2 separate regions of the Homo sapiens genome follow, and region 2 is linked to region 1. A link is an interaction called in ENCODE POLR2A ChIA-PET data of the cell type or tissue named here. Cell type or tissue: PC-3. All regions are shown on one strand. Links, peaks and the distances in the headings refer to the core of each region. The heading gives the core; the rest is flanking DNA.

Evidence for each region. Peaks named below come from ENCODE experiments on the same cell type or tissue, not always from the same donor. Only the 100,000 strongest peaks of a DNase experiment are listed, where the experiment ranks them.
Region 2: POLR2A ChIA-PET joins it to region 1 with 21 read pairs; 6 of 35 experiments call an interaction of 5 or more read pairs at or near these places.

What each region holds. Positions count from the first base shown.
Region 1 is chr10:28,979,361-28,988,092 of GRCh38, forward strand. No RefSeq gene overlaps it. Among named protein-coding and RNA genes, the nearest start is that of C10orf126, 140 kb to the left of the region's middle. RefSeq lists an enhancer at 5,782-6,981. In PC-3, for the core only: no CTCF peak of the experiment used is centred there; DNase peaks (open chromatin) are centred at 5,211 and 7,171; H3K27ac peaks cover 2,142 bases.
Region 2 is chr10:28,703,090-28,711,821 of GRCh38, forward strand. It overlaps LOC105376470 (a long non-coding RNA gene), which reads left to right and starts at 4,940. Exons shown (of 4, transcript XR_001747282.1): 1 at 4,940-5,112; 2 at 6,566-6,649; 3 at 7,212-7,466; 4 at 7,646-7,877. In PC-3, for the core only: no CTCF peak of the experiment used is centred there; no DNase peak of the experiment used is centred there.

The DNA.
Region 1 (8,732 bases), core at 598-8,597:
TTAACAATTTTTTGAAAATAATACAATTACATGAACCATAATAATCCCACCAAAGTCCAGAGTGGAAAAGTCAGTAGAAATAAACATTTCTGAATCTATTTTTATGACTCAAGCACTGACAAGGCCTGAAAGGTCCTTTCTTGCTCCATAGATCTCTAGATATGGGAAGTAGAGATGAAATGAATGTGTATTAAGTGGACATATTTTATATGGTTTCTTTAAAATCTCAAAAGTAAACTGTTTCCTTCTGATTTGCTTCTTTGAAATCAAAGTAAGATCTAGCAAAACATTCCAGTCATTTAAAATTCCCCCACTGATAGTGATTGTAATGGTGGGTTTTGTTTGTATTTGAGGGCTGATCACATTTATAAACATATAAGCTGTATTATTGTGAAATTCATGGTCCTTCATTAAAATAAAGTTTACAAAACATCCTTTTATTATTATCTCAATTATTTTTTATATTGTTGCCATGGTTACAGTCAGTAACATTAATAGTTAAACAAAGGAAAAACTAGGCTTTCCTTTGTAAATGGAGAAAGGAATAGTATTTTCTTTGTTGCTTTCAATACGCAGGTTTGAAAAAATCTTGGTTATGAAGTCAGGGAATTACATTACACTTAAGAGCAAACATCATATATAAATCTTCTTATGTCTTCTTGGTTATTAATTAATGTGCTAATGATGCCAGGAAGTTTCTTAGCTGAAGCTTGTGGTTTAAAGTAGCTGTTCTTGGGGGAAGAAATTTGGCCAGATTCCCTTTATAGACCTAAAGATTTTAGTACTTACTATACAATGAAGGATTTGTCCTCATTTTTGGAAAACTAATGAAATTAGTAATTTGTGATGCATGTCTGGTATGGAAGGAAATCACAATAAGATCTACATGCACCTTTTTAAAAGACGAATTGCAAAAAATGGCAAACAAACAAGCAAGAAAAAGCACATGCAATGCGTTCAATGTTCCTGGGAGAACAAGCTCTTTCAAAATTGAAAATATATATTGTTCAGCATTGTTACAAATGAGGTACCTGTGTATTAAACTGGCTTCAAATGATGGATTGGAGTTGTAATTGATTGGCTTCTCCCACCACCAATCATATGTGTCCCAGGAGATGTCATAGGAGGGCTCATAACTCATCTCCCACCCACAGCCTCCCAGTAGTCATTACCTGGTTGCAGGTAAAACTCTCTTGATATCTCCCAACAAAAAGATGTTTGTTGGGATCAGAGGGTAGAGACCTGCTTAGACATTTGAAAACAAGGAGAAAACCCACAAACAGAGGGCTAACATCAATGTGGGTAATATCTAAATTTTGTTTACTGTATATCAATGTGGAGAATAAATGAGGAGTAGAGTAGTTCTTTTAAAAGAATGAAAATTAGGCCTATTCTAGAGACAAATAGATTCCGCTGATATTGACAATTGCCTAAATCATTAGTCACTGTGAAATCTTCAAGATTTTGCAGCTTTTTTGATATTGACTTGATACTGCCTGTTTTTATCTGGACCTCTCCAGATCGCCTGAGTTTCGACTGTGAAGATCTACTCATATACTGCTTTTCTTCTAGATTCTTGTCTGGGAATATTTAGGATCAACATCCAGGAATTCAGCATTTCCTATGGGATGTTGATATTTTCCTTTTTTCATCTTAATTGTAGACGAAAGTTGGTAAAATGAAAACCAGCTTCACATTTATGAACCTTGAGTGAAAAAGGAAAAATGCCTTGAGATGTACTTAATCTTTTGAGACGATTTAGGTGTTTTCTGTATATAACTCTAGATATCTGTGCAATTTCTTTGACCAGGGGAGCAAGAAGTTTCAGTTCCTTTAAACTCATATAAGAAAGTAGAAGTACTCCGAAAAGAAATGACTTCTAAGAGGGATACCAGAAGTCAGAGAAAGGGCTAGACATTGAAATCTGGTTTCAAATACTCTACAAGCAGAGGAAAAGTCAGGAGAGCAGCTCCTATGCACAAAGATGACAATGACAATGCTATTTGTAGTATCTGAAAATGGACTAAATTGAAAGGTGCTTAACATGAAAAGTAGACACACACAAAGTTAATATTTCTTGTAGGCAAGAGGGTTACAAAAGAACACTGGTGTCGTCTCCTGCTGCCTTGATAACATAGTGCACATCAGAAGCTCCTGCAATGAATTTTAGGGTAACTTTCATCTGAATGGAATCGCTCTCCACTTTACTATAACACCAGATTTGAACATTCTAAGTGTGCATTTTTAATATTTTCAAAAACATTGGGTTGGTGCAAACTGATGGTGGCTTTATGCTGCCATGCCATCGAATAACTAAGGATACCACATCTAGTTCCCCTTGGCTAACTCATTGCCTAGGACAGCGATAAGGAACCAAGCATGGAAGCTTTAGAGTTTTACCCCACACCTCCCATTCCAGTTGCTCTATCCACCCCTCACCCCCGCAACAGCATAATACTGCATTTATTAAATATGTGCCTGGGAAGTTTCCCCTAGAGCCACATGCACTTCTGTCCATATTTTACAGTGGTAGGTGGTAGACCTGGAGAGAGAATGTGCAAGTTACCCACCTTTATGAGGCTGTTGAAAATCACTCCCAGAATTACATCTCATTTCTAAATGTATACTTTGGGAATAAGGGCAAAGAATTAGGAAATCAATGGGATTAACTAAATTCACTGCCCTCTTATTTCTTATTTTTATAACACTTAAGGGTTTTTTTGTCTCATTAAGATCTTGGCAGAGCACTCCATTACAGAGTTCCCATGCTCCCGATAGGAGGAATATATTCTATTGCATTTTTTGGCTCATATGTTTTAAGTGTTTCTTCAACAACACGAGAGTGAGCATCAGATCACCTCTGGCTAAGGAATGAAGGAACCCACTTCAGGAGAAATTGCACTAAGACTACCTTTGTTTTAAGGGTGTAAAAATCCTTAAATCCTACTTGCACAGAATTGCGTAGACCCTGCTGAATTTTCATCAATATTGTCTTCTTTCCAACTCCTTCTACTGCATTAGCCTATAGCAACTGGACCGTACACAAATAAGTCTTAGCACTAAACTGTAGAGCTCCTTCTCAGACAACATCCATGACAGGAGAAAGGGGCATGAAGAGATGAAGCACAAAGTATACATTGAAAAAGTTGTGGGTCATGTTTTTCAACACATTTTCTTGCTTGGTTCCATTCAGTGAGCTTTGATTTCCTTTAGTTCTGGGTAGAGGATTTACGCTTATTTTTTTCTGACTAGGTGAACTATCTTTAAATACAGTGAAAAAATTCAGAAACTCTGTTATATCAAAGACTTCTGGAAATATGGGGAAGAAGGTAAGGAAGAAATTGGGCATGGTAGTGCACACCTGTAGTCCCACCTACTTGGAAGGCTGAGATGAGAGGATCATGGGAACCCAGGAGTTCAAGACCAGGCTGGGCAACTTAACAAGACCCCATTTCACAAAGAAGAAGAAGAAGGAGGAGGAGGAGGAAAGAAAAGAGTGACCCACAACCCAAAGCCTTGCCATTTCCCATAAAAAAAGCCACAATCTGTCCCTTGGAGCACATGAAGGGCAAATCTCCAGTCTAAGAAGAGGCTCCCTTCTTCCCCGAGTGCAGGAGGGGAAGCCACCTGGGATCTTCCAGCATGAGCTCATGTACCTGCTGCTGTCTTTCACGACACTTGAAAGCAATTGCATTGTTTTCTACGACCGCTGTAACACACCACCACACACCTGGTGGCTTAGAACAACCCAAGTTTATTCTCTTGTAGCTTAGGAGGTCAGAAGTCCAAAATCTGTCCTTGTTGGCCAAAATCAAAGTTGGCAAGGCTGCTGGAATTCCTTGGCATGTGAACGCATTACTCCAATCTCTGTCTCCATGGTCGCACCTCCTTGTCCTCTTCTGTCGGAAATCTCCCTCTGCCTCCTTCTTAGAACACTTTTTTTTTGGGGGGGGGGGGAGGAGTTTTGCTCTTGTTGCCCATGCTGGAGTGCAATGATGGGATCCTGGCTCACTGCAACCTCTGCCTCCCGGGTTCAAGCGATTCTCCTGATTCAGCCTCTGAAGTAGCTGGGACTATAGGCATGCACTACCAAGCCTGGCTAATTTTGTATTTTTAGTAGAGATGGGGTTTCCCCATGTTGGTCAGGCTGGTCTCGAACTCCTGACCTCAGGTGATCTGCCTGCCTCGGCCTTCCAAAGTGCTGGGATTACAGGCGTGAGCCACTGCACCCAGCCCTTAGAACACTTTTTATTGCATGTAGGGCCCACCCAGATAATCTGGAATAATCTCTCCGTTTTATGATGTCGACTTTATCACATCTACAGACTTTGCCTTTTAAGATGCATTCACAGATTCCAGGGATTAGCACGTGGCCCTCTTGGGAAGCCAGGATTTGGCCTCCGTAACACCTGTTGTTTCTCTGGTACTCAGATTCCAGGGAAGTGGATGTGTTCATGGTTTCTCTGCAGAGGAGCTCATTCCAAAGAATGATGGACACAGGTTAGTAGTTGTCCAGGCCAGAATGGAGGGATTACAGTATGTGATGATCTGTACTGGGATTTCCGAGACTAAGATTTGGTCTGGAGAGGGTGTGTTAATTATACTTAAAGTCTTCTTTCAGTCTCCTGCATATGAAGCAATACTCTGTGTACTTGGAAGGATTTAGAATTATGAAATGTTTCTTTTGTCTGGAACTAGTCTGCCTGTGATGCTAAGTAAGACAGATGGATGCGAAAGGAGATGCAACATAGCATGGGGAAGGCCAGGAGAGGTGAACGAGAAGTGAAGAAAAACAGATGATAACAGCAAGAGATGGGATTTGGGCTGGGCTCAGAAGGATGGGTGTCTTTTAGGAAACCATCCATGCCCATCTCTCCCATATTATTTAGTATCTACCTTTGCTTATGTCGTCATAAGGCTTCTCTCGTTGTTTCTAGTAGTCTGTTTACCTGGCTAGGGTGAGGACAATGGCTTATCATGTTTTAGTCCGAGATTCCCAGCATGTAGCATGGCGCCTGGCATGCAGTAGAAGCTCAATAAATATGGGCTGAGTTGAATGAATTAGTGGAGAGGAGAGAGAAGGAAATTTTGGGCAGAGAGCTAGCTCAAGAAAATGCTTGGAGGCAGGGCAATTTTTCTCATGTCAGTATAGTATGAGTCACCATGAGGAAAGTGGGGCAGTGAACCGGACTGGGCTCGGGGGATGGGTGAGCAGAGAGGAAGTGAGGAAATGGCTGCTCTGTTCTCACCACTGCTGGCCATGTTCCCGTGGCTGTTCTTGGCAGGTGTGAGGAGGTGGCGGGCCGTGCCTGGCAGAACACACCCATTGATGCAGGAGGTGGTACAGAAGAGGGGATAAGAGCAAGAGCCTTGCAGCTTGAGTCCTAGCGCTGCCACCTGTGTGAGCTTGGGCAGACTGCTCACACCCTCTAAGTCATGGTTTTCTTTTCTTTTCTTTTTTTTCTTTTCTTTTCTTTGAGATGGAGTTTCTCTCTTGCCACCCAGGCTGGAGTGCAATGGCGCCATCTCGGCTCACCGCAACCTCTGCCTCCCGGGTTCAAGCAATTCTCCTGCCTCAGCCTTCTGAGTAGCTGGGATTACAGGCATGCGCCACCACGCCCTGCTAATTTTGTATTTTTAGTAGAGACAGAGTTTCACCGTGTTGGTCAGGCTGGTCTGAAACTCTCAACCTCAGGTGATCCACCTGCCTTGGCCTCCTAAAGTGCTGGGATTACAGGCGTGAGCCACTGCGCCCGGCCTAAGTCATAGTTTTCTTATTTGCAAAATGAAGATCCATCTCACAGTTCTGAACTACGGATAAAGAAGACAAACTGTGCAAAGAGTTTTGTGCAGTGCCTGGGATGTAGGTAACACTAATATTATTGTGACTATAGATCACATCCATTAGGCTCCTCACTGGAGGGAATCCTGGCTACGCTGTGTGACTGGATGTGCCTTGGTCAGCAGTATTGACTGGTGCTGACATCTGAGCCTCTTCTTCCTTGCACAGTGAGCAACTAGCCAGCTTGTGTGACTCCATTAGGTCCCAGAGCAACTTTGAAGAGAAACCTGGTGATTCTGGAGGACAACGCCCATGTTTCTCAGGCACTCTCTGCAAATGTGAGCACCGATAGGGCCTTTACTAAGGATGAAGTTGTGGCTCTGGATCTGTAGTCTACCTCCAGCTTGCAAAGCTCTTGCCTTGCAGCCTTGAAAAACCAAGCGAAAGTGCATGGAGAGCTTTGAGGCATCCTAGCTCTGCAGGAAAACAGGGGTCAGATGAGGCAAGCTGTGTGGTGCTAGATCTGATTGTAGAGCCAGGCTGTGTCACTGGACCTACTTCTCAAAGAGATTAGACAGGATCAGAGCCAATGGGACCTTTTCCAGTGTTAATTGGACTTAGTTATAAATAACACGGAAGCCTCTTGTCATTGCTCCTCTGGGTGTCTGGCTTACATGCCAAAACACAGAACTTGAATAAAAATGTTCGAGACATGCTAGCAGGTTTCAAGGTCTTCACCCTCGTGACAGGGGTTGCGTAGCAGGTTTCCTTCTCATCAAGAGGCTTAAAAGTGAGAAGGAGCAGTGCATTTCAAGTTATTTGATAAATTGAGTAAAACCCATTTGCCAGTTGGAATTTTTTTTTAATAGAGGAGGTCCTCACTACAGTTCTAATTAAAAATCAATGTGATATATAATTAAATTCTAGTGATCATATATGCACCAGCCCGTCTCTTTAGCTTTTAGCTGAAGGCAGGGGAGGCATGCTGTTATTGATCAGTGCAGGAGCCCTTTGAGGTTGTCAATAGATGTCTCGTCTGAGAGCCACGTGGCTGCTCAAAACCCACAGCAGCGCTCAGAGCTGAAGGACACTCGACTGACTCCAGCAAAGGGGGCTGATGCTCCCTGACCATTTAAGTGCTCTGCCAGGTAGGCCAGGACCCCGTTCACCATCTCCACCTGCCATCCAGTCCTCCAAGAAGTGAGCTCTGGGGAGGAGGCTTTGGAAAGGGAGAGGAAGCCAATCAATGTTTTCCAGCTTCAAATTATCATTTTAGCTTCCTTTTCCCCATTAGACCATGGGTAAGTCCCCTCTAATTATTTTCCATCATGTGTGTCAAGTACCAAGTCAAGTCCGCTGAGTCAGAATGACTAAAGATCACATTGATTCAAGACTTATCCGAAGGCCACTGACGTGTCTAGGTGGTTCCATCCAGTCTGAGGAACAGTCCTACCCCTATTACATGAAGAACTATCATTGGGATTTTCCAGTTTCTTAGAAAGATGTTCATGTTTCTTTGTATGAATTCTTGGCAACCTCCCGAGCAATTTATCATAAAAGCTCATGTGCGTAAAGTGCAAAATCCTTCTCAAAAGACTTCCACAATTTTTATTTTTGTCCTCTCGTGTGATCCTCATCACAATACAATGATCTGAGGCATGAAAGTGGTTTTTTTTTTTTTTTTTTTTAAGACATGGTCTTGCTCTGTTGCCCAGGCTGGTTTCAAACTCCTGAGCTCAAGTGATCCTCCCGCATCAGCCTCCCAAAGTGCTGGGACTATAGGTACACAACACCATGCCCTGCTGGAAGTGGCATTTTTATTCCCACTTTACGTAGGAGCATTTCCTCACCCAAAGCAGAGACTGTTAAAGGGTTGATCCAGGTTTCTCCGGCCTGGGAGACTTTTGGAGTAGAACTTGGGTCTTCCAACTTCCTGTCCCATGCCTGACACCTGACACCATGCTGCCTGCTCAGGGACCATTGCTGACCCATCTTTCACTGCCAGGCCCTCCTCCTCCTCAGAAGACTTTATCTCTCCCTCCTTTAAAGCTGAATTTAGTGACAATATATTTTATTTTTGACTCCCACTGTTTCTTTAGTTTTTTGGTTTTTGTTTTTTAAATTTCAGACAGAGTCTTGCTCTGTCGCTCAGACTGGAGTGCAGTGGCATGATCTCGGCTCACCACAACCTCCGCCTCCCGGGTTCAAGCAATTCTCATGCCTCAGTCTCCCAAGTAGCTGGGACTACAGGCACCTGCCCCCACACCTGGCTAATTTTTTATATTTTTAGTAAGAGATGGGGTTTCCCCATGTTGCCCAGGCTGGTCTCAAACTCCTGATCTCAGGTGATCTGCCTGCCTCGGCCTCCCAAAGTGCTGGGATTACAGGCGTGAGCCACCATGCCCGGCCATAGATTTTTATTATTCAAATACCAATACGTCGTTGTTGTAACGGATTTAAATTATGTATGAGAATATAGAGCCCAGTGTGAAAGGGCCCATTCCTGGCTTGGAGCTTATACATCCTGGCTGCTGTCCTGGGCCACCAGGGAATGTCTGCTTTCCCTCCCTTCCAGTATGTCTTTCCTCCTCCTCTTCCTTTTTTCCTCGTCATCCTCTTCCCTTTCCTCCTTCTCCTCCTTTCTCCTTCCTTCTCCTCTTCCCCTTCTTCTTCCTACTTCTCCTTTTCCCCTTCACTTTCTTTCCCCTCACATCTCTCTTTCTTCTCCCATATGTATTTAAATAAAATAAGGATGTTGTTTTACACAAATAAAAAAATAGTTTTAGAAACATGCCTTGGTGGAAAGCAAGAATTTTTTCAAAACCTTTCTTATATAAAGGAAAACGACACAAAGCCTCCTGTAGTGTAGAGCTGGAGCTAATTTTAGGAAGAAGGAGGATTTGACACACATGAAGGAAAAGAGAAGCTCGTTCGCCACGAGACGTGGGGA
Region 2 (8,732 bases), core at 368-8,367, 280 kb before region 1:
TCTTCTTTTCTGGTTGTTGTTGCCTTTAAACATATTTTTTTGTCGTTTGTTTTTTCTTAAGACAGGGTCTCACTCTGTTGTCTAGGCTGGAGTGCAGTGGTGTGATCATAGCTCATTGCAGCCTCAAACTCCTGAGCTTAAGCGATCTTCCTGCCTCCACCTCCTGAGCAGCTGGAACTACATGAATGCACCACCATGCCAGGCTAATGTTTTTATTTTGAATTTTTGTAGACACAAGGTCTTGCTGTGTTGCCCAAGCTGGTCCTGAACTCCAGGCTTCAAGTGATCTTCTTGCCGTGGCCTTCTAACGTGCTGGGATTACAAGTGTGAGCCACTGTGCCTGGCCTAAACAGATTTTTGACAAAGCTTCACCCCAAAGAAAGAAGTCAGGATGTGTCTTCCTGGGGGTAAGAGGGCGCTGCAGTGTCATCTTGAAAGTGGCATTTCTGGGTCAGGCACGGTGGCTGACTCCTGTAATCCCAGCACACTGGGAGGCCAAGGTGGGTGGATGCCCAAGGTCAGGAGTTCGAGACCAGACTGGCTAACATGGTGAAACCCTGTCTCTACTAAAAATACAAAAATTAGCTGGGCATGGTGGTGCACGCCTCTAGTCCCAGCTACTGTGGAGGCTGAGGCAGGAGAATTGCTTGAACCCAGGAGGTGGAGGTTGCAGTGAGCCGAGATCGGATCATTGCACTGCAGCCTGGGCAACAAGAGTGAGACTCCGTCTCAGGAAGAAAAAAAAAATGCAGCATTTCTACAGTAGTCAGTCAGGGCCACTAGGCAACAAGAAGGCTTGCCTCACTTGCTTGGAGTGAGTTTCATAGGAACTCCATATTCCCTTCGAGTGGGACCCCTCTGGATCCTCCCACCTAGAGATCCTTCCCTCAGGCAGAAAGACAAAACAAAAACCTGCCAGCCACAAAGGCTGGCACCTGTAATCCCAGCACTTTTGGAAGCTGAGGTGGGAGGATCACTTGAGCCCAGGAGATTGAGACCCGCCTGGGCAATATAGGAAGATGCTGTTACTACAAAAAATAAAAAAAATTAGCTGGGTGTGGTGGTGCATGCCTGTAATCCCAGCTACTTGTGGGGGCTGAAGGGGGAGGATTGCTTGAGCCTGGGAGGATGAGGCTGCAGTGAGCCTTGATTACAGCACTGTGCTCCAGCCTGGGTGAAAGAGCAAGACACTGTCTCAAAAAAAAAAACAAAAAACCAAAAACAACAGAACAAAATGTAACAAAACAAAAACCTGAAAACCAAACCAAAATATAAAAACCCCTACAACCTCCAAAAAGAAGCCATTAAAATACTGTCCAATCTCTCTGCTTTTAGTCCCAAAGTCAGAAAAGAAATGCATTCCGGCATGGGATGGGTTGTCACTGGTGGCCTAAGGCCTCAGGGCAATTTTAAGATATAACTCTTCTAGCAGAAAAGCTGCTGAGAAAAGAGAGGAGAAGAATTGGCAAAAGGGGAAAATAAATCAGACAGCTGACCGTGAGCGTGAAGGGAATGTAGCTATTTTCCTCCTTGTTCCAAGCCTAGGATTGAAAAAACAGTCGTCTCGGGAATAAATAATTTATCACTGGAATTGATGAAGTGGAGGTGGTTTGGGGAGGAGGGAGAGTGCAAAGCCAGATGCCTCCACGCAGATAATAAAATGTTAATAATAAAATGTTCTCCCTTGCTGTTGTCTAAGTGGTGAATGAAAAAGAATCCAGGGATAAGAAAAACCCCTGAAGGGGTTAGGGGAAATTAGTGCTGATACTTCCCATTAAAGTCGCAGTAATAACGATAACAACCGAACATTTATAGAATGTACTTCATGCCTGGGATTCCACTGGGCTTTGAAACAGGAGGATCTGATTCACACCCACTCCCAAGAAAATGAATTAGGTTCCAGCGCTCAGGGGTGGGTGAGGGACTTCCCAAAAGAGCTTAAATTCATTAGATGAGAGAGTTAAGTGTGGTCAGAGGTGATCTAGTCCAGCGTCCTTTTCGGAGGAGTCCAGAGAAGTTGAAGGATTGGCTCCGGATCACATCACTCCTTAATGGAGTTGCTGTGGATAGTACTCAAGTCTATTTCCTTTGGGTCCCAGCTGTCACTTTGCAGCTGTGTGCCTTTGGGAAAGTCACCAAACCTCTCTCAGCCTCAGTTTCCTAATAAAATGTGGACAGTCGTAGCATCTGCGTCAAAGGATTGCTGTAATGATTAAATAGGTTAATGCATGCTTAGAACAGTGCCTGACACATGGTAAGTATTAAATACATGTTATTTATCATTAGCTATTATTTCTTTTAAGAGTAACACCATAAAAAAAAAGGGGGGCTGATTGCCTCTTCTCATTTGCCGTAGTTTTACAACAACCAACTGGGAAGGAAGTGGCAGATAACAGCGGCGGTCTGCACCCCTTTTGGCCCCATATCCCTGGCCAACCAGGCTGCTAGACGACCGTGGGCCTGCAGCAGCCCTGGCTGTGTGGCCCACTCAGGTTGTGGGGCAGTTGGAGACTCTGAGGGAGCATCAGGACTGACTCCTGGTGGCGGGGTGGGGTCTGGGAGGGAGATGAAGCACAGATACTTGGGTTTGCTTCAGGACTGTCTGACCTGATGAGAGGCAAATCACTGGACGGTGCTAGAAAGCACACCCAGGAGCTGTGTTCTTTTTCTTTTTGAGATGGAGGCTTGCTCTGTTGCCCAGACTGGAGTGCAGTGGCACGATCTGGGCTCACTGCAACCTCTGCCTCCTGGGTTCAAGTGATTCTTCTGCCTCAGCCTCCCGAGTAGCTGGGATTACAGGCGCCCACCACCACGGCCGGCTCATTTTTGTATTATTTTTAGTACAGACGGTGTTTCACCATGTTGTCCAGGCTGGTCTCAAACTCCAGACCTCAGGTGATCCGCCTGCCTCGGCCTCCCAAAGCGCTGGGATTACAGGTGTGAGCCACTGTGCCCGGCTGAAGCTGTGTGTTTTCTAATTCCAGAAGCTCTGCTGCTCTCTCGCTGCCATTTCTCCCGACCCATCAGCTAACGTGTGAACTTTTAAAACTATGCCTTTCGATAAGACATTGAATCCCTATTGATAAAAATGGCGTGGCAAGAGTTACATTTTGATCTGTTCTCAGTTATTATACTTTAGTGCATGCAAATAGGTTCTGTTCTTTTTTTTCTGTCGCTTCTTTTAAGAGACGGAATCTTGCTCTGTGTTGCCCAGGCTGGAGTGCAGCGGCACAATCATAGCTCACTGCAGCCTTGAACTCCTGAGCTCAAGTGATCCTTCTGCCTCAGGAGCATCCTGAGTAGCTGGAACTACAGGCATGCACAACCATGACCAGTCAATTCCTCAATTTCTTTTCTTTTCTTTTTCTTTTTCTTTCTTTCTTTTTTTTTTTTTTTTTTTGTAGAGATGAGTGGAGTTCTTGCTATGCTGCCCATGTTGGTCTTGAATTCCTGGCCTCATGTGAGCCTCCCACCTTGGCCTCCCAGAGCACTGGGATTACAGGTGTAAGCCATTGCTCCTGGCCCTATTTTTTCTTGAAAGTGAAGAGTAGAGGATAAAGAAAGGAACTGGGTGGGATAAATATTGGAGATTCAAGCAAGGGGAGAAAAAGGCAGATGTGTTGGAAAATGATAACTTCTTCACCCTTCAGCCTAATATAGGAGCTTCTGGAAACCAAAATACTATACAATCAAGTGACAATGTAACCAGGTTGCAACCAACCTGTAACCAGCTTGGTTTTTTTCTTTTTTGAGATGGAGTCTTGCTCTGTTACCCAGGCTGGAATGCAGTGGCACGACCTCGGCTCACTGCAACCTCCGCCTCCCGGGTTCAAGCTATTCTCACACCTCAGCCTCCTGAGTAGCTGAGATTACAGGCGCCTGCCACCACGCCGGGCTAACTTTTGTATTTTTAGTAGAGATGGGGTTTCACCATGTTGGCCAGGCTGGTCTCAAACTCCTGACCTCAAGTGATCTACCCACCTCAGCCTCCCAAACTGCTGGGATTACAGGCATGAGCCACTGCACCTGGCCTAAATAATTTTATTAGTATTAATTAATTAGTTAGTTTAATTTTTAATTTTTTTTCCCGAAATCTCTTATCTGTCACCCAGGCTGGAGTGCAATGGTGCAATCTCAGCTCACTGCAACCTCCACCTCCCAGGTTCAAGTGATTCTCCTGCCTCAGCCTCCTGAGTAGCTGAGATTATAGATGCACACCACCATGCCCGGCTAACTTTTTGTATTTTTAGTAGAGATGGGGTTTCACCATGTTGGCCAAGCTGGTCTCGAACTCCTGACCTTGTGATCTGCCTACCTCAGCCTCCCAAAGTGCTGGGATTACAGGCATGAGCTGTCACACCTGGCCAATTTTTTAATTTTTAAATTAAATTTAATTAATTAATTTTTTTGAGACAGGGTCTCACTTTGTCATCCAGGCTGGGGTACAGAGGTATGATCACAGCTCACTGCAGCCTCAACCTACCGGGCTCAAGTGATCCTCTGGCCTCAGCGCCCCCAAGTAGCTGGGACTACAGGCATGAGCCACCATGCTAAGCTAATTTTTGTATTTTTTTATAGAGATAGAGTCTCTCTATATTGCCCAGGCTGGTCTTGAACTCCTGGGCTCAAGCAATCCTCTTGCCTTGGCCTCCCAAAGTGCTGGGATTAAGGTCATGAGCCATCGTGCCCAGCCTTAAATAATTTATCTTTCTCCCTCCTCCCTCAGCCTAAGGTAATTATCAAATGAAATAATTCATCAGAAAGAGTTCTGTGACATGTAAAGCCCTGTAATAATGTGTTGGTAATACTATGGTGATAATGGATATTTTTCACAATGGGTATGCATGTGACATGCTGAGTTATGGAGGTATGGACTCAAGGGACAAGGAGTGAAATTGCCACATGTCTCAGGTTGGGGTGGGGGCTTGGGGTGGTAGCTGTGATCAGGGTGCTTGGGGTGGTGGTTGTGGTCAGGGCGAAGGTTGAGGGGAGGGATCTAGACAGCCTGGCCATATTGTTTTTGGAAAGAGCGCTATACAATGTTAATTTCTTCACTGATGAGTCAATGGATGAATGAAAGGATGTCTTCTTTAAACTGCTGCACGTTGGTGGGTAAGTGAATCTGTCCAAGGTAGATGGGAGACTGAAGAGTCAGGGAGGTCAATCTGGTGGGCAGGGGGGCCCATAAGTCAGGCAAGCCTAAGTCTGCTCCTTGAGCAGGTTGCTCAGCCTCTGTGTGGCTCATATCAGCTATCTCAGAGGGTTAAATAAAAAGACATACACAAAGAGGTCGGGCACGGTGGCTCATGCCTGTAATCCCAGCACTTTGGGAGGCCGAGGTGGGCGGATCACCTGAGGTCAGGAGTTCGAGACCAGCCTGGCCAACATGGTGAAACCCCATCTCTACTAAAAATATAAAAAATTAGCCGGGCGAGGTGGCACACGCCTGTAGTCCCAGCTACTCAGGAGGCTGAGGCAGGAGAATTGCTTGAACCCAGGAGGCGGAGGTTGCAGTGAGCCGAGATGGAGCCACTGCACTCCAGCCTGGGCGATGAGAGCAAAACTCTGTCAAAAAAAAAAAAAAAAAAGAAGAAGAAGACATACGCAAAGTGCCTGGCACAATTCTTTGCACAGAGTAGCTACTCAACAAGTGGCTATTACTGTTACCACTGAGGCAGAGTTTACACATCATCTCATCTCAAGCTGCCACAAGCAGACACGATTATCTTCTTGTGAAGAAATCTCAACTTCCCATTTATTTTCCTTTTTTCCCTCCTTTATTGAAACTTGGACTTTTAAGAATTTTGGTGCATGGATAATTTGAGGTCCATTTGACACAAGGAGAAAGTTCTGACAGTCGCTTTGAGTCTTGTTCTGTATGAAGCCACAGTGGTAGCAATGTGCTCCCCTGATAAAAAGCAAGAAACATGGTGCATTCCATTAAAGGAAAGAGGCATTAACTTTCCTCCCAGCCTGGTTACTCGGGACATTAATCAGCCCATAAAAATGGGATTAAGTCAAGTCTCAATTTAGCTCTGCAGTTTACCTTTAAAATGTAGCCGCGCTTTGTGTTTTAATATCGGGTGATCACATTTTAGATGTAATGAAAGAGCAAGGATATTTTCCCACAAATTTTCATGGGGATTCGTGACTGCAGATGGGACCCTCCCTGAAGACATAATGAACAATTATGCAATCTGGGGAATGGCTTTGGAGAAGCAGTTCCAGCTGGGGGTATATAAAGTGAGTTTGCTAAAAGCTGTGTAAATGAGGGGCTCCAAACCTGCCGTCATGTATTTCACCCTTTATGACCTAATGAATATGTTATATTATCATGAGCCTATCAGCTTGAAACTTTGCTTTTGCTCTGAGTCCCCCGAGGCAAACAGATGGATTTTTAAATCCTTCCTCTTAAAGTCTTACTGGATGGCAAAGCCTTTGCTTAAATGTGGAGCCTGAAATTATCCCGAGTTCTAAAGCATCCTTATTGGCTTTGAAGGAGCTGCTTTGACTCTATCCTAAAGGTTTGCTTTTTTTTTTCCCTTTTAAATTTTTCCTTCTCTAGGATATGATGCTAGAAGGGACCTCAGGGATGATTCCAGGCCAGAATGTTGACGGCTCCCAACCAAAGAGAAAAATTCAGATTATAGTGAGTTTTCTTAAGAAACTACATTTATTCATTTAAATGACTGATCTTTACTTTGAAGTTTTGTTTTTCTCCCTTGTTGGTATAAAATATCTTATTTTATTATCATTAATTAATTAATTAATTAATTTTTTTGAGACGGAGTCTTGTCTTATGACCCAGGCTGAAGTGCAGTGGCACCATCTCGGCTCACTGCAACCTCCGCCTCCTGGGTTCAAGCAGTTCTCCTGCCTCAACCTTCCGGGTAGCTGGGATTACAGGTGCCTACCACCATGCCTGGCTAATTTTTGTGTTTTTAGTAGAGATGGGGTTCACCAAGTTGGCCAAGCTGGTCTCGAACTCCTAACCTCAAGTGATCTGCCTGCCTCGGCCTTCCAAAGTGCTTATAGGTGTGAGCCACTGCCCCCAACCCATGTTTTTTTTATTGGACAATATGTCTAAAAGTATTTTTTAAAAGAAAGATAAAGCTAAAACGTTTTTGAAAAGAGCTTTGTTTTAAGCATTTTTGGTACAAAATCCAAGAGCCTGGGAAGCAGTGGTTTAGTGTAATCTCTTCATTTTACAGATGAAGAAGCTGAGGGCGAGGCCACTGTGCTTCCCCAAGGTTGCTGTATGAGTTGGGGTGGAAATGGGCCAGCTCCAGCCTTCTGCCTCCCAGCCTGGCTTCTTGTCCTCCACCAGCTGTCACTCGGAAAGTGAACAGAGAAGCCCTTGCCACTATAGTGGACAAGGGAAACTGTGGATACAGATTCCAGCAGTGAGAAAGGTCATTAGAGTTCTCCAAGGGCACAGCTTTGCAGCATGTCATGTCAAAAGCAGGGTGAGCCTCACATGCAGGCGAGGCTGCAGCTCTGAATTATACTCAAAGGTTCTGGAAATGTGCAGGCTTGCAAATGTTTCCTCTACTAGCCTGCAGTACCCATGATTACAACATTGCCACTCCTCTCCTTTGATTGGGCCTTTCTCTCTCTAATTTTCTTTTTTTTTCTCTCTTCCAAGGACATGTTTTCCCAGGACATGCACTCATAAATCTGTATCAGTCACTAACAATCTCGGGATGAACAAGTTCACTATTGTCGACTTTGGAAACTAGCTAGGAGCTGGAATTCTGATGGGGAAATAAACATCATTTTAGATCCAGGAAGTTCAGAATGAAAATGAAAAAGCAGATCTAGATGGAATGCTTCTAGAAGGCAAAGGAAGGTGCAGTGGACAGAGGTGGTGTCCAGGCCCTGGCACTGGTAAGAGATGCCTAGAGGCCAGGAGTTCACTGGATGGTGGGTGGATGGACAAAGTGAATGAACTTGGTCATGGTGTCTAGGGCCATTTATCTGGCAGGAAAGACTAAACTGAGAATGTGAAATCTCTGTGAGCAGGAGACTTTCAGAACACTTGACTCTGTCCCCAGAGGGAGTCCCAAGTTCATCAGCTTAGAGCAGGGGGCTTAGGCCCGGCTTTGCCAAGATTGTCAAATGCTCTTTTTATTGAAAGACATCCTTGAAGACAATTGCAACACACCCTGTGAGTAATTCCTTATGGCAGAAGTCAAGGCCAATCTATGCATGTATCTCTGATTCAAATGGCTGTTGTCATTTGGGAATAGAGACAGAAATGAAAGGGAAGGACAGCAACATCTTGTCACTAGGCTTGCTTTAATGCTTGATATGGCATTCAATGCCATTAATAAAGCTTCTGTACAAAAAACGAAGTACCCTCCAACCCCCGTTAAAAGAGCAGTTCTCAACTGGGCTTGGTTGAGAATCCCAGCACTTTGGGAGGCCAAGGTGGGCCCATTACTTGAGGTCAGGAGTTCGAGACCAGTCTGGCCAACATGGTAAAATCCTGTCTTTACTAAAAATACAAAAATTAGCTGGGCATGGTGGCACACACCTGTAATCCCAGCTACTCAGGAGGCTGAGGCAGGAGAATCGCTTGAACCCAGGAAGCGGAGGTTGCAGTGAGCTGAGATTGTGCCACTGCACTCCAGCCTGGGCGATGCGGCGAGACACCGTCTCAAAAAAAAAAAAAAAAAAAAGAATAGTTCTGCTGGAGCAGACCTTTCGGGGGTCTAAAATAAAGATTTTCA